2 separate regions of the Homo sapiens genome follow, and region 1 is linked to region 2. A link is a loop called in an ENCODE intact Hi-C map of the cell type or tissue named here. Cell type or tissue: CD4-positive, alpha-beta T cell. All regions are shown on one strand. Each heading gives the region's core, and the rest is flanking DNA. Links, peaks and the distances in the headings are about the cores only. Region 1 overlaps RAB11FIP4 (RAB11 family interacting protein 4). Region 2 overlaps RAB11FIP4 (RAB11 family interacting protein 4).

What was found. Peaks named below come from ENCODE experiments on the same cell type or tissue, not always from the same donor. Only the 100,000 strongest peaks of a DNase experiment are listed, where the experiment ranks them.
Region 1: it touches region 2 in a loop (3-fold over the local background); 19 of 110 quality-filtered maps call a loop at or near these places.

The regions. Positions count from the first base shown.
Region 1 is chr17:31,434,342-31,449,872 of GRCh38, forward strand. The region is part of intron 3 of RAB11FIP4 (RAB11 family interacting protein 4); the gene reads left to right. Among named protein-coding and RNA genes, the nearest start is that of RAB11FIP4, 50 kb to the left of the region's middle. RefSeq lists enhancers at 1-95, 757-1,257, 1,258-1,758, 3,194-3,303. In CD4-positive, alpha-beta T cell, for the core only: CTCF peaks have their summits at 3,117 (motif pointing right) and 3,319; a DNase peak (open chromatin) is centred at 3,120.
Region 2 is chr17:31,499,275-31,514,805 of GRCh38, forward strand. The region is part of intron 3 of RAB11FIP4 (RAB11 family interacting protein 4); the gene reads left to right. Among named protein-coding and RNA genes, the nearest start is that of MIR4724, 28 kb to the right of the region's middle. RefSeq lists enhancers at 1-600, 601-1,560, 9,605-10,084, 10,366-11,156. In CD4-positive, alpha-beta T cell, for the core only: a CTCF peak has its summit at 9,124; DNase peaks (open chromatin) are centred at 9,137, 9,627 and 10,443; H3K4me3 peaks cover 2,288 bases; H3K27ac peaks cover 4,861 bases.

The DNA of each region.
Region 1 (15,531 bases), core at 51-8,050, 69 kb before region 2:
TATTTCCCATCTGTGGCACGGAGGAGAGACTGAGTTCCAGACAGGGAAAGTGGCAAGTGGAGGGGAGGCAGGACTAGAATTGTTTCCTTTTCTTCTGCACCATCGCTCTCTGAGCTGAACGCTTCCTGTTTGTTTGTTTTCAAACAACAACGAATTCTCCAATTCTCTGACACTAACTGGTGTCCAGCAATCAGTTCCACCTGCCACTAACTACCCAGCATTAGCACAGACTCCATGAGTCAAGGTCAACTCCATGAGACTGCCCCACCTCCCACGCCAGCTGCAGTTCTTCCTGGATAACTGCAAACACAGGGTTCCCAGGACCACCTCCCTCGGGCTGGGTAATTCACTGGAAACACTCAGGAAATGGTTGTACTTACGATGATCAGTGTATTACAAAGGATACAACTCAGGATTAGCCACACGGAAGAGATGTACAAGACAGGGTATGGGGAGCAGGGATGCAGAGCTTCCGCACCTTCGCTTAGGGGCGCTGCCTCCCAGCACATCACCGTGCTACCAGCACCCGGGCTCTCTGCATCTCATTGTTCAAGAATTTGTAGGCCTGGCGTGATGGCTGATGCTTGTAATCCCAGCACTTTGGGATGCTGAGGCAGGAGGACAGCTTGAGCCCAGGAGTTTGAGAGCAGCCTGGGCAAGATGATGAGACCCCGTCTCTACATAAAAACTTAAAATTAGCTGGATGTGGTGGTGCACACCTGTAATCTCAGCTACTGGGGAGACTGAGGTGGGAGGAGCACTTGAGCCCAGTAGTTTGAGACTTCAGTGAGCTGTGATTGTGCTACTGCACTCCAGCCAGCCTGGGTGACAGGGCCAGACTCATCTCCAAAAATTAAACAGTTTTTACAACCCAGTCTCCAGCCCCTCTCCTCTGCCTGGAGGTTGGGGGTAGGTGGGAAGGTGAGAAAGTTCCCACCTTATTGTATGCTTGGTCTTTCTGGTGACCAACCCCATCCTGAAGCTCTGTATCAGGAAGCGGGACAAAGACCACAGTCCCCAAGGCTCTGTTTTTCTGTTATCATTGCCTAATGGTGTGTTTCTTATGAAACTTTGAACTAGTTTTCCAAGCAGTGCAGCTTCATCCTACAGAGAAACAGTTGAAGGTGCACAAGCTGACAACCAGCGAGGTCCCTCCTGGTGGCAACACCCAGAACTAGAAGAGGATGATTTTGATTTCTTACCCAGCCCAACCCCCAAACCTTTTCCCCAGTTCTGATGGGTGCCTCCTCTGGACCCCAAAACATGAGTATGTTTATAGCTGAAGGAGATCCAGGACCCCAGAGGCCACTTTGGCTGATGGTAGGCCTCTTGGAATCCAGCTGGGTCGTGGGGTCAGGGTTAGGTTCCCTGGGCAGGACTGGAGGAGGGACAGTCCACAGAGAGGGACACAGTGCTGAGGGCTGCCAAGTCCATGGTGGCAGAGACCAAAGCCAGGCACCAACTGTGGGCCAGGGCCCCCAGGCTGGGAGTCAGGTGGCTAGGCCTCAGGCTGCTGTGCTCAAAGCAAGAGCCCTCAGGGATGCGTGGAGATAGCTGGGCCCCAGGCCCATGCCCATGCCAGCAGTGATGGCTCCAGGCCTGTCTTGATGGGTCCAGCAAGCAGGGGTTGAATATGTATTTGGGGCCAGCTAATGGAACCAGGATTAGGAAAGAGGACCTCCACTGTGGGACAAATACTGAGTGCCCCAGGAACTTTGCTGGGGGGGCCCTTCCTGGATTGCTGAGCAGGAGGCAGCGTGCAGAGGTGTGCAGGACTGGGTCCATACCCACGTGGGCCACCCAGGACAGGCCATGGAACCTGAGCACGTTCTTCTCAACCCCGCTGAGCGTCAGTGTCCTCAACTGTAAAACAAGGCTTGCTGTGCCAATCTGGAGGGTCTGTTGTGAAAGTTCAGTGGGAAGACAGACCCCTAATACGTGCTAATTCCTCGCCGCCTGCTGCTGTAAGAAAATGGTGCTGAAGTTACCATTTGCATTTTTCAGTTTACCCTCGGATACTGGTGTTGCAAAATTATGTTAAAGTAAAGCCCTGCCCCAGGAACTGGAGGGCAGAGTGGAGCCGAGGCCTGGGGAGAGGGGGTGGGAGTTGGGGTAGGGGTGACGTGTTCCCTGTAGTCTTTGGCTGCTTTTGTGGCCCCCACATTCTGCCATTCACACCTCTGGAAAAGGTGGCACATGGAGAAAAGATGAGCAGGGGGTGCAGAAGAGTGGGCCTCCACCAAGGTACTCTTTTTTGTAAACCGATATTGCTTTCCTCCAAAGTCTAGAGGTTATGGGAAAGCAGAAAGAAAGACCGCGTCAGCCTATCTCAGCAAGCCTGGTGCTTCTCCTTGTTTCTTCATGGGACTTTGCAATCCTATAGGTTTTTGTTGCTTTGGGTTTTGTTTTTTGTTTTTTTTTTGTTTTTTTTTGTTTTTTGTTTTTTTTGTTTTTTTTGTTTTTTGAGACGGCATCTTGCTCTATCGCCCAGGCTGGAGTGCAGTGGTGCAATCTCGGTTCACTGCAAGCTCCGCCTCCCGGGTTCATGCCATTCTCCTGCCTCAGCCTCCTGAGTAGCTGGGACTACAGGTGCCCGCCACCATGCCCAGCTAATTTTTTTTTGTATTTTTAGTAGAGATGGGGTTTCACCATGTTAGCCAGGATGGTCTCGATCTCCTGACCTCATGATCCACCCGCCTCGGCCTCCCAATGCTTTGGATTTTAAGCTTCTCGTGGGTGAACTCCTTTCTGCCCTCCATGGAGGTCTGGCCCCGGCTTGGTTGGCCAGAGCCTAGTGAGATGGCGGTAGCTGTGGACACAGTGGCAGCCTTGTTCATTATGCTCGCTGGGGCTGCTTGGTTGACCTGGACTCCATTCCCTACCATGGGCTTCTGCGTGTTGGCAGGGAGAGGAAGGGGGCACAATCCGAAGACCAGCCTGACGGGGCAGACGGCTTCTGGATTGTGAATGAGTCCTCTTCCTGGCTTAGGCTCCTGTAATAGCAAGGTCAAGACCACAGCTCTGCAGATGAGGTGTCAGAGTGGGCTGGACTGGGCAGGTCCGAATTTCTCAGGCCCGGCTCTCTGCGCCCTGCTGTGTCTTAGCTGTCCCCTAGGGGTCAGTCTGAGACTGAGAAGAAGCGGGTGCCTGGATCACTACGTAGGCTTCCCAGATGCCCCCAGGGAACGCAAACCTGAGGCATGATTTGAGGAGGTGTGGGGATGACACACAGATGGGATGGCAGGCGCTCCATCCCTGTGCCATGCGTGTATGTTGGGAGGTGAAGCTTGTTTTTCGGGCACAGCCCCCTCCCCTCAGGGTGTGGACGGAGACCTCTGACTTAACCACTGGATGTGGCTCGTAATTAAAGCAGTGAATGCTTGAGTGCTGGCTGGTGGGCCAGCAGCTGCCACCTGGCCCCTGAGAGCACCCTGCCCTTCTTGACCCCCTCCCAGGCCCCGAGAAGCCTCTAGCGTTGGGCATCAAGCAGGGGCCCCTGGGGTTGCTGTCCAGACCTCAGGCCAGTGCAAGTCTATCCCGGGCAGTTGATGCCTGGATGCACCAGTTCCTGACCTTACTGGATGTGGCTCCACCTGCGTCCCCAGAGCCCTGCGAGACCCTGGCAGAGGGAAACTTTGAGGCTTGGGAACCCCAACTGTTGAGCAGGCTGTTGAGAGAGTTTCCTGACCCAGGGAAATTTGCTTCTGGTCAAAGGGAATGTTAGGTGTGTCCTGAAGGACTCCCCAGGTTCCCTGGGTCCATGCATGGGGTCCCTGGAATCGCCCTGGGAGTCCCTCTGAGACTGTCCTGCTCAGGCTGCCCATCAGCCCCCAGTCCATATGCTATAGGGGCCCCCGTGGGGAGGGGGCATGGAGACACGTGGAGAGCCCGACACTCGGGTGCTAAAGGCAATGGGATAGTTGCTAGGGGCCCGTGGTCACCCCTCAGCAGGCAGTAATGTGAACCCTAATCCTACAAGTGCTGTAAGGCCCTGGGCCCTGTTCATCCACCCTATGGTGGATGAAATGGAGAGGGCATCCAGCCACCTGCCCCTCCTGTGTAGCCACCACGCCAGCAAATGGTGTCAGTAGCCTCCAACCCAGAGAGTCATCCTCAGCGCCTCCTCATGCAGCTGCCTTGAGTCCTCTGTTCCCCACTCACCCCTGCCTCCCCCTTCCATCACAGCCACTGCCACCCACTGACCGGGCGTCCTCCTGTCCTCAGCCTTCCTCTCTCCACACCCCCATCCCGCTCCTGGGACCCGTCCTTACCAAGGGATGAAAACCAACATCAGCTCCTACCCACTACTCTAGCCTCATCTCTCACCATGGTGCATCTCACACCTAAAACTGGCGATACCAAACCGCTCCCCGTTTCCTGAGAAAGCCATGTTCTCTCTTGCCTCTGAGTGTTATCTTTCTCCTAGGATGTCCTCCCTCCCGCTTCCTTGTCAGGAGCTAACGTCTACTCACCTTTTTAAGACTTACTTGCCGGGAGTGGTGGCTCATGCCTGTAATCCCAGCACTTTGGGAGGCTGAGGTGGGAGGATTACTTGAGCCCAGGAGTTTGAGACCAGCCTGGACAATATAGTGAGACTGCTTCTCTTAAAAAAAAAATTTTTACTTAGGTACCGCCTCCTCCAGGAAGCCTCCCTGACTCCTTCTGCCCCAGCCCAAAGGAGAAGGACCTGCACTGAGCTTCCTGGGGGCCCTTCACCCTCTACCACTGCCTGAACCTCACCCTTCATGACAGCCAGCCCCATGTCCACCCAGTGGCTTCAGGGCTCAGGCTGAGCTCCTCCTTTTCACCCCCAGGACAGCACCCACAGCAAGCATCGTTATCCATGCTCCTTGGGTGTGTCTCTAAGTATTTCTAGAACTAGGTATCTGGAAGCAGAATTGCTGTGTCAAAGGGTATGTAGATTTTGTTTTTTAACAGATACGGATGAAATTTTCTTCCACAAAGCCTGTACCATTTGTATCACCCAAGCACTATATGAGATTGCCCCTTTCCCCATGGCCTTCGCCAACCCCGGAAGCCATCCATCCACCTGCTGGTCTCCGGCCTAGCAGCCTGAGGGGAGGAAAGCCCATTGCTGCCGTCCTCTGTGCTGCCCAGCTTCCTAGGGAGGCGGACCATCTTTTTCTTATCTTCCCATACCCTCTGGATTTCTGCTTTTACGAATTAGCTATTCATATTCTTTGCCCATTTTCGATATGGTTGTTTGTCTTTTCCTTATTGATTTATAAGAAATCTCTGTATATTCTGTTTTTTGCTTGTTTGTTTTTTGAGGCAGTCTCGCTCTACTGCCCAGGCTGGAGTGCAGTGGCTCAATCTCAGCTCACTGCAACCTCTGCCTCCCGGGCTCAAGCGATCCACCTGCCTCGGCCCCGCAATTAGCTGGTACCACAGGCACACGCCACCACATCCAGCTAATTTTTGTTTTTTTGTTTGTTTGTTTGTTTGTTTTGTTTTTGGTAGAGACAGGGTTTTGCATGTTGCTCAGGCTGGTCTTGAACTCCTGTGCTCAGGTGATCTGCCCACCTCGGCCTCCCAAAGTGCTGAGATTACAGGTGTGAGCCACAGCAACAGGTTGAAATCTCTATATATCCTGATTATCAATCTTTATGGATTTTGCTTGTGTTTTAATCTTGTTTTAGGAGTGTTTTATTACACAGAATGTTAATTCTGATGTCATCATTTATCAACCTTTTTATGCCATTTGCATTTTGTGTATCATTTTGTGCCTTCTGTACCTCCAGGCTATAAACATATTCTCCTATATATAGTTTTCAGATACTTTTGAGAAAAAGAAGTATTTATGCTTAGCTCTTTTATCCACCTGGAGCTTATTTTTGCTTTTGGTGGGAGTAGAGATCTGGCACTCTTACTTCCTCAATATGGCCAGTACTTTGAGTTCCTAATGTTGAATAGTCCCTCTTTCTCAATTGATTTGAAATTTTATCTTTATTGTATGCTAACTTACCTTATATACGTAGGTCTCTTTCTGGACTCTGGTCTGTTATATTGATCTGTTTGTCTACCTACTTTTAAGCCAAAACCATAGTTTCAGTTACTCTTGTTTATAGTTTGATATCTGATAGGGAAAGGCTCTCTCATCCTTCTTTGTTTCTTTAACCTTTAAGGCCAGGTGCGGTGGCTCATGCCTGTAATCCCAGCACTTTGGGAGGCCAAGGCAGGTGGATCACCCGAGGTCAGGAGTTCAAGACCAGCCTGACCAACATGGTGAAACCCCATCTCTACTAAAAATACAAAAATTAACCAGGCATGGTGGCACATGTCTGTAATCCCAGCTACTTGGGAGGCTGAGGCAGGAGAATCACTTGAACCCGGGAGGCGGAGGTTGCAGTGAGCTGAGATCACGCCATTGCGCTTAAGCCTTGGCGACAAAGTGAGACTCTGTCATACACACACACACAAAAACAAATAAAAAAAACTGTTTTTTTGTTATTCTTACATATTTTCTTTTCTGGAACAGCCTTTTTGTCAAGCTCTATTGCAAATCCTGTAGGAGATCATATTTGAAATTAAATTTGTGCATTAATTGAAGGAAATTGGCTTCTTTACAATATTGCATTCTGTCATCCAGGAATGCATATATCTTTTCATTTATTCTGGCCTTTTATGCCCTCTAGGAAAGTTTTCTGTTGTTTTTCTTTTTTGGTTTTTTGGGTTTTTTGAGATGGAGTTTTGCTGTTATTGCCCAGGCTGGAGTGCAGTGGCTGGATCTCTGCTCACTGCAACCTCTGCCTCCCAGGTCCAAGCGATTCCCCTGCCTCAGCCTCCCTAGTAGGTGGGACTACAGGTGCCCACCACCATGCCCGGCTAATTTTTTGTATTTTCAGTAGAGATGGGGTTCTACTACGTTGGCCAGGCTGGTCTCAAACTCCTGACCTCAGGTGATCCTCCTGCTTCGGCCTCCCAAAGTGCTGGGATTACAGGTGTGAGCCACCGCATCTGGCCGGAAAGTTTTATAATTTTCTTAAATAGGTTATGCACACTTTCTTCTTAGGGTGACTATATTTGGAGTTTTTGTGCTGATATGTGTAGGATCTTTTTGCTATGATATTTTATAACTGGTTACAACTGATGTATAGGATAGGTTTTCATTTTTGGTGTTAATCTTGTCATGATAACCCTATTAAACTCTCCTTATTTTATTTATTTATTTATTTATTTATTGAAACAGGGTCTTGCTCTTATTGCCCAGGCTGGAGTGCAGCAGTGTGATCTCGGCTCACTGCAATCTCTGCCTCCCGGGTTCAAGCAATTCTCCTGCCTCAGCCTCTCGAGTAGCTGAGATTACAGGCGCCCACGACCATGCCTGGCTAATTTTTGTATTTTTAGTAGAGACGGGGTTTCACTATGTTGGCCAGGCTGGCCTCGAACTCCTGACCTCAGGTGATCTGCCTGCTTTGGCTTCCCAAGGTGCTAGGATTAGAGGTGTGAGCCACCATGCCTGGCCCATTAAACTCTCTTTATATTTAATAGTTTATTTATATGCTATTTTCTATCATGCTTAATTCTATATAACAAGGTAGCCATGCTGCCATTTTAAATTTTAAATGGCAACATGATATTTCATCACATGAAGACAACCAAATTTATATACCAGTTTCTTATTGTTGGGCGTATATACACTTTTTTTTTTTTTGAGACGGAGTCTCACTCTGTCGCCCAGGCTGGAGTGCAGTGGTGCAATCTCGGCTCACCGCAAGCTCCGCCTCCTGGGTTCACGCCATTCTCCTGCCTCAGCCTCCCAAGTAGCTGGGACTACAGGTGCCCGCCACCACGCCTGGCTAATTTTTTTGTATTTTTAGTAGAGACAGGGTTTCACTCTGTTAGCCAGGATGGTCTCGATCTCCTGACCTCGTGATCCACCTGCCTCGGCCTCCCAAAGTGCTGGGATTACAGGCGTGAGCCACCATGCCCAGCCAGGTGTATATATATATTTTTAACGTAATTTGGGGAATGAACAAAAGCAGTGTAATAATCATTCTTATAGCTAAGTATTTCCCCACAGCAGCAATCGTTGCTTTAAAGTAAATCAGAGGTTGGCAAATTACAGACCCCACGAGCCAAATCTAGGAGCTTGTTATTGTAAATAAAGTTTTACTGGAACACAGCCACACCCATTTGTTCACATCTTATCTGTGGCTGTTTTCACACTACAGTGGCAGAGCTGAAAAGCTGCCACAGAGGCCAAATGGACTGCAAAGCTTAGAATATTTACTGTCTGCCCTTTACAGAAAAAATTTGCCAACCCAGACGGTAAATTCAGGCAAGTGGAAACTGTTTTATGAAAAGGATGCAAAGGCTGGGCGCGGTGGCTCATGCCTGTAATCCCAGCACTTTGGGAAGTGGAGGCAGGTGGATCACCTGAGGTCAGGAGTTTGAGACCAGCCTGACCAACGTGGTGAAACCCCGTCTCTACTAAAAATACAAAAATTAGCCAGGCGTGATAGCGCATGCCTGTAATCCCAGCCTCTCGGGAGGCTGAGGCAGGAGAATCCCTTGAACCCAAGAGGCGGAGGTTGCAGTGAGCTGAGATCGTGCCATTGCACTCCAGCCTGGGCAACAGAGTGAGACTCTGTCTCAAAAAAAAAAAAAAAGAAAAGGATGCAAAATATTAAAACTGCCTAATACTAATCTGCCAAATTCCTCTGCAGGAATCCCATCAGGATTGCGTCAGATTCCTGCTACCCTTTTGATACTGGTGTTGCTGAGTTTTCAGATCCTTTAAATTTGAGAGGCTAAAATTAGAACCCCTCTTTTGAATTATAATACAGTTTAACTTCTTAAAGTACATTTTTTGGTCACTAAGAGGGCGTTCTTCATGAATTGCCTGTCGACATTCTCCACCCTGGCTATGTTTACTTCTATTGAGTATTTTTTAAGAACCAGAAATATAACTTTTTGACATACATTAAATTTTTTCCAGCTTGTTATTTATTTTTAACTTTGTTCATGATACCAAATTTAAAAATTTTTATAGCCAATTCATCATTCTTTTCCTTTATGGCTTCAGCCTTTGGTGTAATGCTTATAAATGCTTTCCCGCCCAAGATTGTGAAACTGTTCTGTTTTATTTTTGTGTATTTGATTTTTAATTCGTAGAATTGACTGATGTCTAGAGTGAGGTAGGGATCCAGTTTGCCTTTTTCCTGTCAGTTCCTCTTGCCCTCCCTCACCTGGCTGGAACCAGCAGCTTCTTGCTAGGCTATGCTTACGCACGCAGTCCCCTGATGGCAAAGGAAGTGAGGTTTGCCCGGTGCAGTGGCTCAGGCCTGGAATCCCAGCACTTTGAGAGGCCGAGGTGGGCAGATCACTTGAGGCCAGGAGTTCAAGACCAGCTTGGCCAACATGGCGAAACCCCATCTTTACTGAAAAAAAAAGAAAAAAATTAGCCTGGCATGATGGGGCATGCCTGTAATCCCAGCTACTTGGGAGGCTGAGGCACAAGAATCACTTGAACCCAGAAGGCAGAGGTTGCAGCCAGCAGAGATTGTGCCACTGCACTCCAGGCTGGGCAACAGAGCAAGACCCTATCTAAAAAAGAAAAGAAGAAAAGAAATGGGGTTTGCTGGGAACCCAGACCTGAGCCTGAGCCCAAATTGGCTCTTTTGCTCATATTCAGAAGGGGCTTTGCCAAACCCTTGTCTTCCTGGAAGTTTTTAAAATGATGATAACCTGTGCCTCTCTCTAGAACTTGCTGGGGAGGAGGCCTACAGCCTGAACATCTAAGCCCACCCTCGCTTCATTTCATCCATCCTGAAACAAGCATTTCTAAAACCACTCATGACAATGGCACTTATAAGTTCTAAAAATACTTTTCCTGACAAACAGCACTGTGATTCACTGTGCTGGTGGAGGTGTGGGTGGGGTGCCATGCTCCCACTGGTGTGGTGGCAGGAGGGAGTTTCAGAGCCCAGGGAAGCAGCCTTTCTACTTATATCTGGCCCCAATATATTTTTCTATGTTTCAACACCCCCCCCACCCTTCTAAAGAGAAAAAAAAATCTACTTATCCCAAGCCTCAGAGCTTCTGTAAGATCCTCGATTTGTGTCTTTGGGAAATAACTCAACTCTGATTAAGCCAAAGGTGGCGGGGATGGAAGCAGTGCAGATATGGAAGCCCCTTTTGTTCGTTGCCTCAGCCTGGTCTGCCCTGGACCGTGTGTCTTCTACCTCCTACCCCTGACCATCCCTACCCTAGAGACGCTAAGCTGAGCTGGCCAGCAAGTGCTACTTCCCACGGGCCACCTCCTGCCTAACCCAACCCTGACGCCCAAGTCCACATGTATCTTTAGAACCTACTCACCAAGTTAGAGCTTGACAAAACCTTGGAGAGGCTCCTTACATCCCGTCTTTTTAAAGCTGAGCAGGAGGGAAAAATTTGGGTTTTATGAACCTGTAGGACATTAACCACCTTCGTATATACCTTTCCAGTCTCATTTCAGCATCCTTTCTTTCCCTGATTACATAGACTTTGATCCCTCCCCTTCTCCTTTGGATGAGTTATCCCTACCTGCTGCTTCCCTCATTAATGAGTCTAGTGCAGTGCATTTTTGAAACAGTAACTGTGGGAAACACACAAACACAATCACATGAGGGCAGATGTTCTCCGAGAAAGCACGGTCGAAACCAGTGGGGACTCTGGGTTAGCAGGGCCTATGGTGCTTCATGTGTCAGAGGCTGAACTGGGATATCAGTGGAGATTCTAAACTCACCATCCAGTTTATAAACCTCTGAGGGCCCAAGCTCCTGCTGCAGATGGTGCAAGAATAAAGAGTAGATCACTTTTACTAAACAAAGACCTAGAGAGTTGACTTGGTCTCCAACTTTTTATTTTGAAAATTTTCAACCTTCAGAAAAGAGCAGAACAATGAATCCACATATATCCTTTGCTTGGATGACAGCTGTTAACATGCTGCTAAACTGAGTTTCTCTGCCCCTGTGTTTGTTGGTGGGGTGCATGTGCATACATACTACTTTTTTTCTGGACCATTTGAAAGTTAGTTGCGGACATGACACTTCATCCTTAAATACTTGGCCATTCCTAAGAAGGACACTCTCCTATGTGACCACAATATAGTTATGACTTGCAGGAAACTTAACATTGGCACAATTTGTTACCTATTGTAAAATCTACATTCAAATTTTCCCAATTTTATATATATATATATATATATATATATATATATATATATATATATATTTTTTTTTTTTTTTTTTTTTTTTTGACACGGAGTCTTGCTCTGTCACCCAGGCTGGAGTGCAATGGCGTGATCTCCGCTCACCGCAACCTCCGCCTCCTGGGTTCAAACGATTCTCCTGCCTCAGCCTCCCGAGTAGCTGGGATTACAGGTGCATGCCACCACTCCCGGCTAATTTTTTTTTTGTATTTTTAGTAGAGACTGGGTTTTACCATGTTGGCCAGGCTGGTCTTGAACTCCTGACCTCGTGATCCACCCACCTCGGCCTCCCAAAGTGCTGGGATTACAGGTGTGAGCCACCGCACCCAGCCATCCCAATAATATTTTTATAGCTTTTATTTTTATCTCAAATCTAATACAGGATCACACAGTAGTTTAGTTGCCATGTTTCTTTAGTTTCCTTTAATCTAGAAGAGTTCCTTGGCTTTTTTTTTCTTTTCTTTCTTTCTATTTTTTTCTTTTTTTTTACTCCTAATGACATTGACCTTTTTAAAAACTTCAGGCCACTTGCTTCGAAGAATGCCCCTCAATTTAGATTTGCCTTTATTGATTTTCTGGTCCTTTGGGGTACTGCAACTTAAATTTAAATTAAAAATAAAATGGTGTGGCGAGGAGGGGGCCAGGAGGGGAGTTCTACTGTGTTTATTTTTCAAGTCTAAAACACATTTAAAATGCATATTGTTGGCACCCACTCAGTGGGCCTCAGTTTTCCCAGCTGAAACATGATCTAAACACCCCTTGCAGCTTCTGTCCCTTCTGGCATTTGGGGAAAAATAAATGCCTAATTGTGTGTGTGCGGCCGAGCGTCCACCCTTGGCATCTCTCAAATTGTGGGGAGGCAGCCGGCCTTGGTACTTTCTGGCTCCAGGAACACGCCATGGGCCATTGAACGTCTGTGCGATGGGTAACGTCTGTGCGATGAACACTGTACACTGGGTACAGTGTTAGGAGGTGTGGGCTCTTATACATGACCAGGCCACATCTCCATCCTCTTTGGGCTGAGATTAGGACATTGGAGTAGGTGTATTTGTCTCCTGAGAGGGGCAATCTCAAGAGAAAACTAGAAAAGACCCCCCCCACGTCTTTGGGGGGATTATCTGAGATAATGTGGGGAAGAAATCCAAGCCCCTAAGATACACTGGACGGTGCTTCTCCGGGTACCTGTGCCCGAGGGAGATACCAGCCACTTGCTGGGACACCAGGGGGCATCTTCCTGGAGCAGCAGATTGCCTGGAAGAATTGGAGAAAACATTGTCCAACATTAAAACAAACATGGAACATAATAAACATATTTTGAAGATAAGAAAGAAGCCTGTAATCCCAGCACTTTGAGAGGCCCAGGCTGGAGGATCCCTTGAGGCTAGGAGTTCAAGACCAGCTTGGACAGCAAAGTGAGACCCCCATATCTATTAATACAAAAAAGACAGGCGGGTGCCGTGGCTCTCGCCTGTAATCCCAGTACTTTGGGAGGCCAAGGCGGGCGGATCACGAGGTCAGGAGATCGAGACCATCCTGGCTAACACGGTGAAACCCCGTCTCCACTAAAAATACAAAAAATTAGCCGGGCGTGGTGGTGGGCGCCTGTAGTCCCAGCTACTCGGGAGGCTGAGGCAGGAGAATGGCGTGAACCCGGGAGGTGGAGCTTGCAATGAGCCGAGATTGTGCCACTGCACTCCAACCTGGGCCACAGAGCGTGAGACTCCGTCTCAAACAAAACAAAACAAAACAAGACAAAAATTAGCTGGGCTTGGTGGCAAGCACCTGTGTGTCCCAGCTACTTGGGAGGCTGAGGCAGGAGGATTGCTTAAGCCCAGGAGATTGAGGCTACAGTGAGCCGTTTGTGCGACAGCACTCCAGCCTGGGCAACAGAGCAAGATCTCATCTCAAAAAATAAAGTAAAATAAAGATAATGAGAAAGACTTTTATCAATTTTATTTTACTTTATTTTATTTATTTATTTTTTTGAGATGGAGTTTCACTCATTGCCCAGGCTGGAGTGCAATAGTACGATCTTGGCTCACTGCAACCTCCGCCTCCCGGGTTCAAGCGATTCTCCTGTGTCAGCCTCCCAAGTAGCTGGGATTACACACGCGCACCCCCATGCCCAGCAAATTTTTGTATTTTTAATAGAGACGGGGTTTCACCATGTTGGCCAGGCTGGTCTCGAACTCCTGACCTCAGGTGATCTGCCCACCTCCACCTCCCAAATTGCTGGGATTACAGGCACAAGCCACCGCGCCCAACTGCTGTATTTTATTTTTGAGACAGGATCTCACTCTAGCACCCGGGTTGGAGTGCAGTGGCGCGATCTCAGCTCACTGCAACCTCCACCTCCCAGGCTCAAGCAATCCTCCTGCCTCAGCCTCTTGAGTAGCTGGGACTACAGGCATGCACCCAGCTAATTTTTGGATTTTTGGAGAGACAGGGTCTCACTATGTTACCCTGGTTGGTCTTGAGCTCCCGGGCTGAAGCGATCCACCTGTCTCGGCCTCCCAAAATGCTAGGATTACAGGTGTAAGCCACCGCGCCCTGCGGGAAAGACTTTTTAAATTGTTTTGCTTTAGAGGCTGCTCTTTCGAGTCCCACTTCTACTGTAGACCCATGTCCATCTTCTGCTGTGGGGCCGCTTTATGTAAGGTATTACTGTTATTGCTATTTTGTTTTCCTTTTCTTTTTTTTAAGAAACAAAGTCTTGCTCTGTTACTCAGGCTGGAGTGCAGTCACTGCAGCCTCAACCTCCCAGGCTCAAGCAATCCTCCCACCTCAGCCTCCTCAGTAGCTGGGACCACAGGCTCATACCACCACATCCAGCTAATTTTTTTTTTTTTTTTTTTGGCAGAGACCGGGTCTAGCTATGTTGCCCAGGATGGTCTCAAACTCCTGGCCTCAAGCAAGTCTCCCAGCTGGGCCTCCCAAGGCACTGGGATTACAGTCATGAGCAACCTCTCCTAGCCCTGTTTTCTTGTAATAAAGTAAATGCAGTGTTCATTTTAGTAACAAAACAGGTCTTCACTGGGAGGGAGAAATGAGGAAATTTGACCCCGCGTGGCTGAGGCCTGGAATGAGCTCCATGGGCAGGCTCCAGGAATGATGTAATTTTGCCTCCTCTCAAGGCTGGCCTCAAGGAGGCCTGATTCCAGCCCTCTTTGTCTGGGGCTGCCCTGAACCTGTAAGAATCCTTCTGACCAGATCCTCCAGACACTGCAAATTCTCACCCAGGTTGCTCAGAATCCTGGAAAGAGCTCAGGTTTGAGTCAAACGGGCTGAGTGTGGGTTCTGCTTGACCACTTTCTGTGTGTCATTTGGCAAGTCGCTTCACCTCTCTGAGCCTTTTTCATTTCTGCCTATCTAAAATCAGAGTCGTCAGCCTGATTTTCAGTGTTGTGGTGAGAATGCAATGGATTAATGTTTCTAAAGGTTCCTGAGGAGACAGGTCCCCCAGTCAGTAGTACCTATGCCTGCATTCTCTGTACCACTCAGAACCCTCAGGGGAATCATTCAGGACACAGGGGACAGAATTCCCTCCCCTTCCCATTCCCAAAGTCACCAGCCTGCCTCCACCTGCACCCACACTTTCAGCTTGCTGCTGGGATGGTGAGTGGCATGACCCTGCTCTGACACAGGCCATGCCCTCCAATCCCAGCTCCTCACCCGCACACCGCCTGAACACTGGATCCCAGCCCCTCCTGCCAACTCAAGCACTCGCCTTCACAAACAGCCCCTCACCCACAGCACCCGCACCACGCCCCTGCTGGGTCCTTTCCATTCGCTTCTGGAGCTGACATAATAATGCCCTTCCCATGGGCAGGGAAGCACCCGCTTGACCACACATCCTGGCTTTCTTTCCTTTGGTCTATTTCCTCCAAAGACTGGTCTCAACTCCCTTTCTTGCCTCCCTTTCTCTCTGTTGCCACTCCCAATGATGTCTTGGCCCCTCTGTTCTGCTGAAACACTTCTCACAGTCACCAGGGACTTCTTTTTGAGACAGGGGTCTCACTCTGTCACCCAGGCTGGAGTGCAGTGGTGCAGTCCTGACTCACTGCAGCCTCCAACACCTGGGTTCAAGCAATCCTCCCACCTCAGTCTCCCAGGTAGCTGGGACCACAGGCATCTGCCATCATCCCCAGCTATTTTTATTTTTTGTAGAGATGGGGGTCTTGTTCTGTTCCCCAGGCTGGAGTGCAGTAGTGCAGTCCTAGTTTGCTGCAGCCTCAAACTCCTGGCCTCAAGCAATCCTCCAATCTCAGACCCCCAAAGTGCTGGTATGGCAGGCATGAGCCACCTTGCCTGGCCAC
Region 2 (15,531 bases), core at 4,535-12,534:
AGAAAAACTGCAGGATACTTCAGGGGAAAGTGGATGAGACTCTCTGGACACCATTCCCCCACTTTTTCTTTTCCTTCTTCCTTTCTTTCTTCTTTTTTTTTAGATAGAGTTTCACTCTGTCGCCAGGCTGGAGTACAGTGGCACAGTCTCAGCTCACTGCAACCTCCTACTCCCTGGTTCAAGCGATTCTCCTGCCTCCGCCTCCCGAGTAGCTGGGATTACAGGCACGTGCCACCGTGTCCAGCTAATTTTTGTATTTTTTAGTAGAGATGGGGTTTCACCATGTTGACCAGGATGGTCTCAATCTCCTGACCTCGTGATCCGCCCGTCTCGGCCTCCCAAAGTGCTGGGATTACAGGCATGAGCCACCGCACCTGGCCACATTTCCCCATCTATAAGGAGGAAAATGATAATTACTTGCAGGGAGTTTACCACCTCTGTAAAGCACAGAGCAGACTGGCCACATGGTAGGCGCCCTAGTATGTCAACTTTGTTCTCTTTCTCTGAGTTGTGGCTCCACTAGCTATTTGTAGACAGGAGATCTTTGTGGCTTCAGGTAGGTGATGGGGGACTGAAAGCTAAGAGGAAAAGCCTCCCCTGACCTGCAGCTTCTCTTTGAGCTGGCATGCCTGGAATTCTTGGGGCTGGCTGCTGGGTTTGTTTTCCAGATGTGGAAGCAATTTAAGTTCTGTTTTCTTAATCCCCAACAGTTTGCCTCCGAAGTCCACATTCTCATTTGAAAATCAAGGCCGTTGGCTCTGTTTGCAGGGCAGAGGGTAGGCTAGATAGCCTCTTCAAACCCTTTTTGTTTAGGAAATGGGCTTACTGGGGCACTCAGATCTGGGACCCAGGGCATTCTTGGGACAGTCACACCCCATCCAGGACTTGGTTAAAAGGTGAGTTCACTTTCTCTGTGGGTTTTCCTTGGAGATGATTCACTGAGCTAAATTCAGCTGCACCTTGGTTACAAACCAGCTCTAGACCGCTGTGGAGTGGCGGGGGTGGGGCTCGGGTTTGGGCCATGTCACAGGCCAGCTGGCGTCCCTCTGAGCAGGGTGCCCACGTGTCCCGGGGGCAGTAGCGGCCCTCCTTCCCACACTGACCACAACAGAGGGAGGAAAATGCTCCAGATGTCAGGTAGCCAGAAATACTGTCTGGCACGGAGAAACTGGTAATATCTTGTTCAGTTACTGAGCGCTGCTGGTCACAGAGGCAGCCTGACCCAGGATAAAAGGCTCCTTGTGTGAGGGCCTGTGGCTCCAGGGCTAACTGCTGATTTATTCTCTTGTAAAGCAATCGCTGTGTAGGTAAAATACCTTTTACATTTGTCTTATAACTATACTAAATACAGTTTTGGGCAAACAAAAATTGCCTTTGCAATTCTAACGTCTCTGAACTGTGCATATGCTTCTCTGAAATTGAAATAGAATACTTATACTACTGAGAGAATGCACAAGAAAATGGAAGTGGCTGGGCATGGTGGCTCATGCCTGTAATCCCAGCACTTTGGGAGGCTGAGGCGGGCAGATCACGAGGTCAAGAGATCGAGACCATCCTGGCCAACATGGTGAAACCCCGTCTCTACTAAAAATACAAAAATTAGCTGGGTGTGATGGCACGCGCCTGTAGTCCCAGCTACTCAGGAGGCTGAGGCAGGAGAGTCGCTTGAACTCGGGAGGCAGAGGTTGCAATGAGCCGAGATCGTGCCACTGCACTCCAGCCTGGTGACAGAGTGAGACTCCATCTCAAAAAAAAAAAAAAGAAAATGGAAATAACTTACTTAGATTGGCATATAGTGTTTATAGAATGCCATCCTGATAATCATAGATTCACCAAGCTTTGATTTCAACAAAATATCATCTCTTAAGAAGTAGCAGTATTTCAAACTAATCGTGAAAGAGAATAAGAGAATACAACTTTTTTTTTTTTTTAGGACAGACCAAAAATAAATCCCTGAGTCTCTTGAGTAGGTTCTGGAAATCCAGTTACAGATGCTCCTTGATGGGGTTACGTCCTGATAAACCCATTGTATATTGGAAGTATCATAAGTTAAAAAAAAAAAAAGAAAAAAATGCGTTTAATACATCTCACCTACCAAACACCATAGCTTAGCCTAGGCTACCTTAAATGTGCCCAAACACTTACTTTAGCCTACAGTTGGGCAAAATCATCTAACACAGAGCTTGTTTTACAATAAAGTGTTTTATGTCCCACGCAATTTATTTTTTGTTGTTGTTGTTTTGTTTGATTTGGTTTGGTTTGGTTTTTCTTTGAGATGGAGTCTGGCTCTGTTGCCCAGGATGGAGTGCAGTGGCGCGATCTCGGCTCACTGCAAGCTCCGCCTTCCGGGTTCACGCCATTCTCCTGCCTCAGCCTCCCAAGTAGCTGGGACTACAGGCGCCCGCCACCACGCCCAGCTAATTTTTTGTATTTTTAGTAGAGATGGGGTTTCACCATGGTCTCAATCTCCTGACCTCGTGATCCGCCCGCCTCGGCCTCCCAAAGTGCTGGGTGTAATCCACCGCACCCAGCCCATCCCACGCAATTTATTAAGTACTATGCTGAAAGTGAAAGACAATGCTCTTATGGGTACTTGAAGTATGACTTCTACTGACTGTGGATCACTTTGCACCATCATACAGTTGAAAAATCAAAGTGAGCCCGGGCATAGTGGCTCACGGTGGCCTGTAATCCCAGCACGTTGGGAGGCCAAGGTGGCTGGCTGCATCACTTGAGGCCAGGAGTTTGAGACTAGCCTGGACAACATGCCAAAACCCCATCTGTACTGAAAATACAAAAATTAGCCAGGCGTGGTGGTGGGCACCTGTAATCCCAGCTATTTGGGAGGCTGAGGCAGGAGAATCACTTGAACCCAGGAGGGGGGTGTTGCAGTGAGCTGAGATGGTGCCATCGCACTCTGGCCTGGTTGACAGAGCGATACCTTGTCTCAAAAAAAAAAAAAATTGTAAGTCAAACCATTGTAAGTTGAGGACCATCTGTAGTTCTCTTTAAAGGTTGAATTGGCTGGGCGAGGTGGCTCACACCTGTAATCCTAGCACTTTGGGAAGCTGAGGTAGGTAGATCACTTGAGGTCAGGAGTTCAAGACCAGCCTGGCCAATATGGTGAAACCCCATCTCTACTAAAAATACAAAAATTAGCTGGGCGTGCTGGTGGGCACCTGTAATCCCAGCTACTTGGGAGGCTGAGGCAGGAGAATTGCTTGAACCCAAGAGACAGAGGTTGCAGTGAGCTGAGATTGTGCCACTGTACTCCAGCCTGGGTGACAGAGCAAGACTGTATCTCAAAAAATAAAAAAATAAAGGTTGAATTGAATTGACCTTTAAAAAGTTCTCTTTTGTTATCAGGGTGAGAAGGTGGGCGAAAAATCCAGACTGAGCTTGGGTTGGGGTTTCCATGAAGCCTTCCTAGGGGAGGAGAAGGGATATTGGTATATTGGTCTATTGGTCTGCTACGGCTGTCATAGCAAAGGACCACAGACTGCGTGGCGTAAACAACCAAAGTGTGTTTTATCACAATTCTGGAGGCTGAAGTCTAGCATCAAGGTGTCAGCAGGCTTGGTTTCTTCTGAGTCCTCTCTCCTTGGCTTGCAGACAGCCATCTTCTCCCTGTGTCGTCACATGGTCTTTCCTTTGCGTGTGTCCTAATCTCCTCTTATAAGGACACCAGTCACATTGCGTTAGGGCCCACCCATTAGGACTTCAATTTAAATGAATTACCTCTTTATTATTATTATTATTATTTTGTTGTTTGTTTTAAGACAGAGTCTTGCTCTGTTGCCCAGGCTGGAGTGCAGTGGCACTATCTCGGCTCACTGCAACCTCCACCTCCCAGGTTCAAGTGATTCTCCTGCCTCAGCCTCCCGAGTAGCTGGGACTACAGGCATGTGCCACCACGCCTGGCTAATTTTTGTATTTTTAGTAGAGACTGGATTTCAACATGTTGGCCAGGCTAGTCTCGAACTCCTGACCTCAAGTGATCCACCCACCTCGACCTCCCAAAGTGCTGGGATTGTAGGTGTGAGCCTGCAGTTCAGCCCGGCCTGAATTACCTCTTTAAAGACTATCTACAAATACAGTCACATTCTGAAGTACTAGGGATTAGGACTTCAATATATGAATTTTAGAGGGAACAGGATTCAGCCCATAGCAGAAAAGGGTCTTGGGAACCTCCTTCAAGGGAAGGGGGAAGAGGAAGAGGAGGGTGGGCAAAGCCTGGCAGAGTAGAGGGGAGGCAGTTCTGCTTTCAGGCAAAGGCCCATGGGTGAGGGACCCCCTGGGGATGGCTCTTGACCACCTGCTCTATTTGGAAACATTTCTAGGACTGTTATGACTGTGAATGGTCTTTTAGAGGCCGGATCATTCTTATGACCTCAGCCATCCATTGCCGCTTGATCTGATCATTTGAAACCAAGACTGCTCGTCGTTCTGTTCTCATTTCATCCTTGAAGCTCATGTTGGTCTGTTCGGGCTCCAGTTTCTGTGGACTCTACCCGCTAGGATAGTATTCTTTCAGGATGGCTTCACTTTTTCATATTCTTTTAAGTAGAGCCAGACCTGTCAGGAAAAAGCGAATAAACCGATCAAAAAATCAGCAAAAGATCCGAATAGACATTTCTGTTATATGTAATTTATATAAATGGAAAACAGGCATATGAAAGGTGCTCAACATCATTGATCATCAGAGAAATGCAAATGAAAACTATAATGAGATATCATCCCATCCTAGTTAAAATACCTTTTATCCAAAAGACAGGCAATAACACTTTTCCTTCACTAGTTCAGCAAATTTGGGGCAGGCTATTTTTTCATGTTTCCATATAATGTTTACTACTACTTCTTTTTTTTTTTTTTTTGAGACATTGTCTCGCTCTGTCACCCAGGCTGGAGTGCAGTGGCGCGACCTCGGCTCACTGCAAGCTCTGCCTCCTGGGTTCACGCCATTCCCCTGCCACAGCCTCCCGAGTAGCTGGAACTACAGGCACCCACCACCACGCCCGGCTAATTTTTTTGTATTTTTAGTAGAGATGGGGTTTCACTGTGTTAGCCAGGATGGTCTTGAACTCCTGACCTCATGATCCGCTTGCCTCGGCCTCTCAAAGTGCTGGGATTACAGGTGCCCGCCACCACGCCCGGCTAATTTTTTTGTATTTTTGGTAGAGACAGGGTTTCGCCATGTTGGCCAGGATGGTCTTGAACTCCTGACCTCATGATAAGCGCTCGCCTCGGTCTCCCAAAGTGCTGGGATTACAGGCGTGAGCCACCGTGCCTGTCCTGTAACTTTCAAATGAACCAAGTTTCTTTTCAAATGAGCCATTTGAAAAGAAATTAGACTAAATATTATCAAAACTAAGGACATTTTCCTTCACAACTATATGCCATTAACACACCTGACAAAATTAAGCATAATTCCCTAATATCACCCAATATCTACTCCAGATTCCATCCTCCTTGTTTATCCTCAAAAGGTCTTTTACAGCTGGTGGTGGTTTGTTTGTTTGATCTGGGATCTAATCAAGGATAATATTCGGTTTCTATGTCTCTCAGTTAATCTAGAACAGTGGTTTGCAAAGTGTGGTCCTGGGACAAGTGGCATCCGCATCACCCGAGAACTTGTTAGAAATGCGTTTTCTTCCAGCCTGCCTCAACCTTTAGAAATGCATCTTCCCTGTGGTGATGTGTAACTTCTATCCCATTTTTCCGTTTGGTAGAAGTTAGATCCTAAGGCTTGATTTGAATTGAGTTAAATACTTAGTTAAGCCCACACTATAGGTGATGCTGTGTACCTCTTAGGCATCGCGTTGGGAGGCCAGCGCCTGGTTCTTTCCAATTAGTGATGCTAAATTTGATCTCTGCATTAAAGGGACAGTAGTCTGTGTTCTCCCTGGTAGAGGTATGTGGGGTGCTTTGGTGTTTTGCAGCAATCTGTAGGGTGATTCTTCGGTATTGTGCAAGTATCTAGTTTTTCATTAGCCTTTAATCTACTGGTGTTATTCTGCAGTTGTTGAGTGTAGTGTTCTGTATGTATCAGTCTGGAGTTTGTGTTGTTCTGGTCTTCTGTGTCCTCTCTAATTCTCTTGTTTGCTTATTCCATCAGTAATAATAATAATATATAATAATTATTATATATTAATATATAATTATTATATAATATATAATAATTATTATAACATATAATAATAATTATAATATATAATATATAATTATTATATTATATATAATAATTATATATTATATATAATTATTATATATTATATATAATAATAATTATAATATATAATAATATATAATAATAATTATATATTATATAATAATAATTATATATAATATATAATTATATAATAATAATTATATATAATATATAATAATTATATAATACATAATTATTATAATATATAATAATTATATATAATATATTAATAATATTATTATTACTATTATTAAAGACAGAATCTTGAGCTCTGTCACCCAGGTGCAATCATAGCTCACTGTATCCTCGAACTCGTGGCCTCAAGCAATCCTTTGGCCTCAGCCTCCCGAGTAGCTGAGATTACAGGCATGCACCACCTGGCTATTCTTTTTTACTTTTTTTTTTTTTTTGTAGAGATGGAGTCTCATTATGTTTCCCAGGCTGGCCTGGAGCTCCTGGCCACCTGCCTTGGCCTCCCAAAGTGCTGGCATTACAGGTGTGAGCCACGTTCAGCATGTTCCATCAGTTTCTGAGAGAGGTGAATTAACAGCTCCCACTTCCCATTCTGTTAAGTTTTGCTTTATGTTTTGAGACTGTTAGATGCATAGATATAAAAGTGTTACATCTTGTTAAATTTCAATTGTGTTTCTTGTAAGTGGTATGTAGTTGTTTTTAATTTACTCTGACAATATTGATCTTTTAATAGGATTATTTACTCAGTTTTCTTTAAAAGTATTACTGATGTGGTAGAGTTTTAATCCTACATAATCTTTAAGTTTTTAATTGACATACAATTGTACATATTTAGAGAGTACAGTCTGATGTTTTGATACACATGTGTATTGTGGAATGATCAAATCAGGGTCATTAGCAAAACCATCACTTCAAACACTTGTCATTTCTTTGTGGTGAGAACATTCAAAATGCTATCTTCTAGCTATTTTTAAATACACATTGTTGTTAATTGTAGTAACCTTACTGTGCAATAGAACACCAGGACTTAGTCCTCCCATCTGACTATAGCTTCGTGCCTGTTGACCAACCTTTCCCCGTCCTCCCTTCTCCTACCCTCTCCAGCCTCTGGTAACCACCATTCTACTTTCTACTTCTATGGGATAACTTCTTTAGATTCTACATAGGAGTGAGATCATGCTGTTTGTCCTTCTCTACTTGGCTTATTTCACTTAACACAATGTTCTGTAGGTTCATCCATGTCACAAATGACAGGATTTTATTCTTTTTTATGGCTGAATACTATTCCATTGTGTATATATACACCCCATTTTAAAAATGCATTCATCTGTTAATGGATACTTAGTTGACTCCATATTTTGGCTATTGTGAATTGTGCTTCAATAAATGTGGGAATGCAGATCTCTCTTTGACATACTGATTTCTTTTCTTTTGTTTGTATACCTAGTAGATGAATTGTTGGATCATATGATAGTTTTAAATTCTTTGAGGAACCTCCATACCGTTGTCCATAATGATTGTTCTATTAATACTTACAGTCCCAACCGGGCACAGTGGCTCACAGCTGTAATCCCAGCACTGTGGGAGGCCGAGGTGGGCGGATCATGAGGTCAGGAGTTTGAGACCAGTCTGGCCAATATGGTGAAACCCTTTCTCTACTAAAGATACAAAAAATTAGCCAGGCGTGGTGGCATGTGCCTGTAATCCCAGCTACTCGGGAGGCTGAGGCAGGAGAATCGCTTGATTCCGGGAGGTGGAGGTTGCAGTGAGCCAAGATCGTGCTATTGCACTCCAGCCTGGGCGACAGGGTGAGACTCCATCTCAAAAAAAGAAAAAAAAGGTTACAGTCCCATTAACAGTGTATAAGAGTTCCCTTTTCTCCACATCCTTGCCAGCATTTGTTATTTTCTGTCTCTTTGATGATAGCCATTCTTATTAGGGTGAGGTGGTATCTCATTGTGGTTTTGATTTGTGTTTCCCTGATGATTAGTGATGTTGAACATTTTTTCATATACCTCTTGGCCATTTGTGTGTTGTCTTTGGAGAAACACCTATTCAGATCTTTTGCCCATTTTTAAATTGAATTATTTGTTTTTTTGCTATTGAGTTGTTTGAGTTCCTTATGTATTCTGGCTATCAGTCATCTGTCCTTTTGGATGATTCAAGCATTTTTTTATTCCTTCATTTCTCTCATCTATTATTATTATTACTATTATTTTAAGATATAGGGTCTCACCATGTTGCCCAGGTAGGCCTTGAACTCCTAGGTTCAAGCAGTCCTCCTGCCTCAGCCTCCCAAATAGTTGGGGATACAGCCATGCACTGCCATGCCTGGCTTAGATTTTTAGTAATATGTTTTGTTTTATTTTATTTTATTTTATTTTAACTAATTTATTTTTAGACAGGGTCTCACTCCCGTTGCCCAGGCTGGAGTGCAGTGGCACCATCACAGCCTCGACTTCCTGGGCTCAGGTGATTCTCTATCCTCAGCCTCTCAAGTAGTTGGGACAACAGGCATGCGCCACCACACCTGGCTAACTTTTTGTATTTTTTGTAGAGATAGGGTTTCACCATGTTTCCTATGCTAGTTTCAAACTCCTGGGCTCAAGTGATCCAGCCACTTCAGCCTCCCAAAGTGCTGGGATTACAGGTGTGAGCCACTGTGCCCGGCCCGTTTTTAACTCCCAACCTTTGACATGCTCACTTGTTATTGGAACGGAAGTGGCACAGTGGGGAGAGAGGAGTGAGAGCGTCTCCCCACAGTGGATGGCTCAGCTGTTCGGGATGTTTCCAGTGGGATCACACCATGGTCCAGGGTCTGGTCTGCATCCTAATGGGCTTGAAAACCAGATCTTACTGGCTTTTCCCACACCCCACAACTTGAGTCCACTCATGCTCACTGATTGTCCCTAAATGGACCTGCAGAGCCAGTGGATCCCCTTGTGGTGAGAAATGCACTCACATGAGCTTGGGCAGCCCTTCTCTCCTGTCTGTCAGCAGGCTTCTGGGAGTGGGTGCTACGTGAACTTGGACACAGGGGCCAAGGGCTGGACAGGTGTGGAATGTTGAGCCAGGCCCCACCGCCTTTGGGGCAGGCTGGATGTGCTGGCCAGCCAGACCTGACACCTCTGGCCAGTGCCTGGGTGCACGCGGCCCGGGTCGGCCTCAGACCCTCCCTCTTGGTGCTTCCCAGGAGACCACTCGCTTAGCCCCTCCCTGAGGACAGGCTCTGTCTTTAGATCCCTTAGTACTTCAGTCCCTCTGTCAGCCTCAGGAAATGTGTGCATCTCTCTTAGTTGAGCTCCCAGGAGGTTATCTGACATCTCTCATTTCTGAGTCTTTCTGGGAGCCTCAGCACACACCCCGCTTCCTCTCTGTGGGCTCCTCTGACGCTGCCTTATCAGCAGTGTGTGTGTTGGGGTGAGGTTGTGAGATCGGAGAGAGAGACAGCTCAAGAGTTGTGATGAAAACACTGAAAGAAAGGCAGTGTGGGCTTCAGCAGCCCTTCCTCGGTGATGTTTGTGCAGCAGCAGAACTTGTTGAGTGACCGCCTTTGCTTTATGTAAATGTCATGAGTTCTGGAGAAACACAAGCATGGCTTTCGCTTTCTTTTCTGTTCAGCACCAACCTGAGGTTCCACAGCCAGTGTGTGCCAGATCCAGAACTGAACCAAATCTGCCCAAGAGCCTCAGTCTCCACATCTTCAAGCCCAGGAGTTTGAAACCAGCACAGGAAACGTGGTGAAACCCTGTCTCTACAAAAAATCTGTAAAATAGGGTGATTTATTACCTCCCTCTGGGGGTGATGCAAGAAGCCTGCTTGCTTCTCATGTGAAATGAATGAGCACCTGGGGAACCCCAGTTGTCCCGGTTGCCCCCGCTCCTGGGGTCTGCAGGCCCACCTTAGGATGGAAGTGGAGCGCAGCAACCAGGTGTCTACACAAGATCCACTCCTAGAAGCTGCAGGGCGGGAGCAGTGGGCCCTGCTGAGGGGTGGTCTTGAGCTCCTGGCCACACCCTTTCTGGGGTGAGTTTCAGGAGGTGGATCCGGGGCCCCCGGCTGGGAGAAGAGAGTCTGGAAGCTGCCCTGCCTTGGCTGCCATCCCCTGGGAGGGAGTTTAGCTGGAGGAATGGGGCACTGGGTCCCTCCCTGACACCCCGGGGCCTCTGAGCCACTCTGGGGATGGAACGTAGCAGTGCAGCATTTCTTCCTGATCAGAGCGGGAAGCTCTGGGCTGCAGAGCTTTGATCTCACAGTATGTGGTCAGTCCCCGGGGCTGGCTGAGGTGTGGGATGATCCCTCGTGACCTGGCGACCTGGTGCTCCCATGCTTACCCCTGGCTCTGTTGGGGTGAGCCGAGGCCTCATGTCTGAGCTGAGGTTGCTTGTTGTTCAGAAGGCAAGGCCGAGGCACTGCCTCTGGGTGGATGCTTGAACCCCCTTTATCCCACCCTTGCCTTGGCTGGTGCCTGGGCAACTCTCTGTTGAACCAAAACCTCTTATCAGCAACTGATAAGTACCCAGCCTTGCATCTGCAGAGCAAGGCCTGACCCAGAGCCAGGGTTGGCAGCTGCAGCAGGAGTCCGTTACAGCCAAGATTGCGTACCAGTCTCTGCGGCCACCACCTTTTCATGATGAGAGCAGCCAAGCCACAGTGGGGTGTGGAAGACCCCAGCCCTAGCAATCACATCCCTTCCCTGTGGACCTGGGGACATTGGCACCTATGAGTTAGCTCAGTAAGCTGAATTTCCTGCTGCCCATAGGAAGGACCCCGTGAGACCTTGACCTGGCCCATCTCGTTCCAGAGCTGTTGGTTGGCTGGGAGTGGGGTGAGAGATTCATCACAGGCCTAGCCCTGGCAACCGCTGGACTCCCCTACACTAGGCTTAGTGTGTGTCCACCCCCACCGCACACATGCACACCTTCCCAGCGGCAGCGCTGCACGTGTGCCTGCTGGTGCCTTGCTGCAAGGGAAGTGGGCATGTGCCCGCCCAAGCTATTTTTACCCTGCCTTGTCCCCACAGAGCTGTTCTTTGGCTCTGAGTTAGTGCCTGGGGAATGAGGCCGTTGCCAGGGCTGGGGGTGGATGAGCTGGAACCTCGGAGCTTCTTGGACTCCCTTCCCCAGGCAGCATCTCATCTTAATGCTTACTAAAGGGTGTGACTCGTGTGCAGGGCGACCTTCCATAAGAGTGGGCAGGAGAGGACCCTGGTGGGGAGAAAGAGGCACTGATGTTTGGAGGGCAGGCTCTGGAACCTGCAGGTCTGGCTTCCTGCAGCCAAAAAAACCCAGCCGAGCTGCAGCCCAGTGAGCCACGGTGGGTAGAGGGAGAGGTCCCAGGGGCTGGATGGGAGCCAGGAGGCCAGGAGGTACCCTGGATTGTTTTCCTTCAACACAATGACGACAATAGTAGTTCAGTTTTGGGGTGTGGTGGTGTGTACCTGTAGTCCTAGCTGCTTGGGAGGCTGAGCTGGGAGGATCACTTGAGTCCTGGGAGTTTGAAGCTGCAGTGAGCTGTGATTGCGCCACTGCATTCCAAGGGTTTTTTTGTTTTTGTTGTTGTTTTTGTGTTTTTGTTTTGTTTTGTTTTGTTTTCTGAGCACTTTCTGTGTGTGCTAAGACCATAAAGTGCTTAGGATGTGTAGCAGCTCATTTAATCCTAATCACAGTTAACTCCATTTTATAGATGGGGAAACTAAGGCACTGAGCAGTTCAGTAACCCTGAAGCTGCAGAGCTCATGAATGGTGAATGGTGGAGCAGGGCTCTGGCCTGGCCGTCTACTCCAGAGCTTGTCCTTAACGCCACCCCGCGCCTCCTTTTGCCGTGTGTTCCGCGCCCTCATGACACAAGGCATTGTCCTAGTTCCCTGTGGCAGCCTGCCAGGCAGGTGGTTCCCTCCCCGTGTTTACATCAGGCCCAGAAATTAAACAGCTGATCCAGCATCAGACAGTCAGGCAGTGACCACACCAGAGTCGGCACCCAGGTCTCAGGGTCCTGTGGCTGTGCTGTTCCCAGCTCATCATACTGCAGTACAGTATGGTTCCACCACCTGCCATGTGCTCTCTACAGTGCTAACCACTGGGGTTCTGACATGTAAATCCCCATAGCTACCCACTTAGGGTCCTTGCTCTCACAGGGAAGGTGGACATGTGGTCACTTGGGGTCCATGTACTCTGTGTGTCAGCTCAGGGAAACGCAGGGTGCTGGCGTGTGCCTGTGAGGTGGCTCCCCATGGGGGAGGTGGGGAGGGAGAGGACCAGATGCTGCATCCGCTCTGAGAGTGTGGACAGTGTGGCATTGTTGGCCACTCTGAGGCTGGGACGGCCCCCACGTGTATTGATACTTGGCCTTTTCAGCAGCCCTGAATTCATCCCTTGCCAACTTCCTACAAAAGAAGGGGTGACTTGGGGCCTGCTGGCAGGCGAACACGGCTCTCAAGACTGGAGAGGGCCCCACGGCAGGCTGTGTGCCTCTAGGTTCCCACTCCCTGCTGGGGACAGGGTGGGACAGTGGGACAGCGAGGTAGGGGTGCAGGGGATGCAGACCTGCCCTGCCAGAGTGGCTGGCTGGATCCTGTTCTCCAGCTCTCTCCAGAATGCCCTGGCCTCAGGTAATTCCTCAGCTTGGCTTCTCTGAGGAGGGTGGGCGTCCCTCCTGGCTGCTCGTCTGTCCAGGACATTGCTGGCTGACCAGCCGGGGACCCATGGCTGTAGGAATAGCTCACCCTCTGTTGCCTGTAGCCCCTCGTGAGGCCAGGTCAGAATTTACGGCTCCTACCGTGACCGACTCTCCGGTGTAAATTGTCACGTGTGGCCCCCTAGAGCTGCCACTGAGGTGGAGTTGACTGGCCCCATTCTGTAGGTGAGGAGCCAGGTGCTCACAAAGGTGGTCACTTGTCCAAGGTCACATGGCTTGTAAGTGGCTGGGCCAGCAGGGCCGGAAACCCAGACTGCTAGGCCCCAGAGCTGAGCCCTCACCCAAGCCCACCCCCAGGGGCCTCCTGGGGCTTCTGGAGGAACACGCTGCTGCATCCGCTCTCTCCCTTCACCCCGGGGTCCGCTGGCAGGTGGAAGAAAGCCTGGGGTGGTGTGGCCATGTACCAGCCAAGCCTGTGGGCCTATGGTGGCTGGCCCTGTGTCCCAGGGTACAGGGAGCTGTGAGCTCAGGGCTGGCTCTGGGTCTTGAGGGACAGAGCCCTGGCAAGTCAGACTGTGCCAGAGACGATGCCCGGTGCTGCCTCCTGAGGATACCACACTGTCCCTTCCCCAAAGGCCCCCAAAAGAGCAGACACAGCCTTTCTGTGCAAACCCTGGGAACACCAGGCCAAGCTCCAGGCCTGGACATGTGTAGGGTCCCTGGGTGGTGACTGGACGGCCGTGTGTGGACTCCTTTTTCACACAGCAGGCGGGAATGGGCAGGAAACCGGGGCTCTGAGAGGCAGTCTTGGAAGCTGCCCTGGGCACAGACCTTACTTGCTGACCCCGGCCACCTAGAAACATGAGCTCTGGGGAGGCCCTGTCCCTGCCCCACCACTCCTGCCAGCCCTCCAGAGCCAGGCTTGGGTGGGCGCCTCTGTGGTGAGGATGTAGACCGTGCAGCTGGGGTGAGCGGGCAGCTCTCTGGGCATCCTGACGAGCATAGTGCGGTGAGGTGGGGTGATGGTATCCTCTCCCATGACCCCCAGTCTACTTGGAAGTATGCTCAACAGGGGGCTCCGCGTGATTCTTACCTGCAGGCAGCCTGGCCGGAGAGGAACCCACCGCCTCCAGAAGTCTGTGACCCCCAGGCCATCTGGAAACCTTATGAGGGCAATGTTTTTATTATGGCCAAGTTCTTCCTTTTCCTCTGCAACTTTATCTAAAAAACATACAAAAGGGAAATTGGCCAAGAAGAGTCCTAGTATGCTTGACTCCGAGTTCTCCCAGCCCATGAATGGTGGCTCAAGGAGAGAGAAGAGGCTGCGTTCTGGCACCTTCCAGCATCTCCCCTCCAGGCCGGCGGGAGAAGGAGCAAGGGCTTCCACCAGACCCTTCCCCAGAGGGCCGGGGAAACAAGAGCTGGGGCTGGGGACTTTGGCCCTCAGGGAGGAGCAAGGGTGACCATGGCAAATACCAAACCAAGGGGATCTTGGGACAGGCATAAACCAGTACTGTCCTGGGCTAACCAAGGCGTGCAGTAAACTGTCTTTATTATATTTGAATTTAGGGGGCAAACTACTAGAAATGGTTTTAAAGTTATAATTAAAATTTCCGATTGCCTTGGACAAACAACTGTGGGTTGAATGAAAAAGTATTAATGTTGGGAATAGCCATTTTTAAGAGAAAAAGCTGGAGAGAGTGTGTGCGCATGTGTGGCCAGGCAGGTGAGGACTTGGTGTGTCAGCCGGGTGTCAGGTCCCTGCAGGCCCTCTGTGAACTGCAAGGTTCCAGGGCAGCCACTCTCCCACTCTGAGCCTCATCTTCCCCAGGTGTCAGACGGAGCTGATGAATCCCAGATCTCTGCCCTGTCTACCCCAGGCAGCTCGCACGGGGCTGTTGTGAGGGATGGGGTGTGTGAGACAGGCGAGGAGCTTGCTGAAGGGCTGGGCAGATGTGGACTCTGCTTAGTCCAAGGCTGAAAGCCTGCCCGAGGAGGTGGTGGTCTTCTTTGGAGGGTGGGAACCTGGTGCCCCTGCTTCTGCCCTGCCTGTGCCTGAGCCAAGCCATTTGAGGCTGCTCTCTCCACCCGGTCAGGGGCTTGGGCCAGCTGCTGGGAGTATCAGGACGCTGCTGTAGATGTTGGGTGAGAGGGCCCGGTGGTTCCACCTGCATGTCATGAGCCAGGTGTTAGTGGGGCAGTGCCCGGCACACACTCGGCCTCTGTGTCCTCGTGTCAGTGGCCAGAGGCCACGTCAGACACCTGAGGAGCAAGGACGCTGATCTGCACTGGGCCCTCTGCCTGCCTCTGGGAGCTGGTGGGCCATAGCCTCCCCAGGATGTGGCTGTAGGGGGAAGGTGGGTGTTGGGGAAACAGAATCATGTCCGGACCCGGCTGTAAACTCCCACATGGCCCCAGGCAAGACCCTTCACCTACAGAAAGGGGAAAAGAGGCTCAGCTCATCGGGCTGCGGTGAAGTCCAGAAGAAACACCATTGCCAAGTTGCTGAGCTCTCACATGAGCCACAGGGCGGGCATTCCCAGCAAGGGGGAACTCTCGCTACCCGTGTGGCCAGGAAGGTGAAAAGTTTGCAGTTCTTCCTGGCCAGGTGAAAGAACAGACCAGGCGCATTGTCCTCTGAGAGCCCCAGGTCTCTTCTGGTCTCCCTCCTGCCTTGTTTCTCTTAGGTGTCCCCGCACTAACCTGCAGTGTCC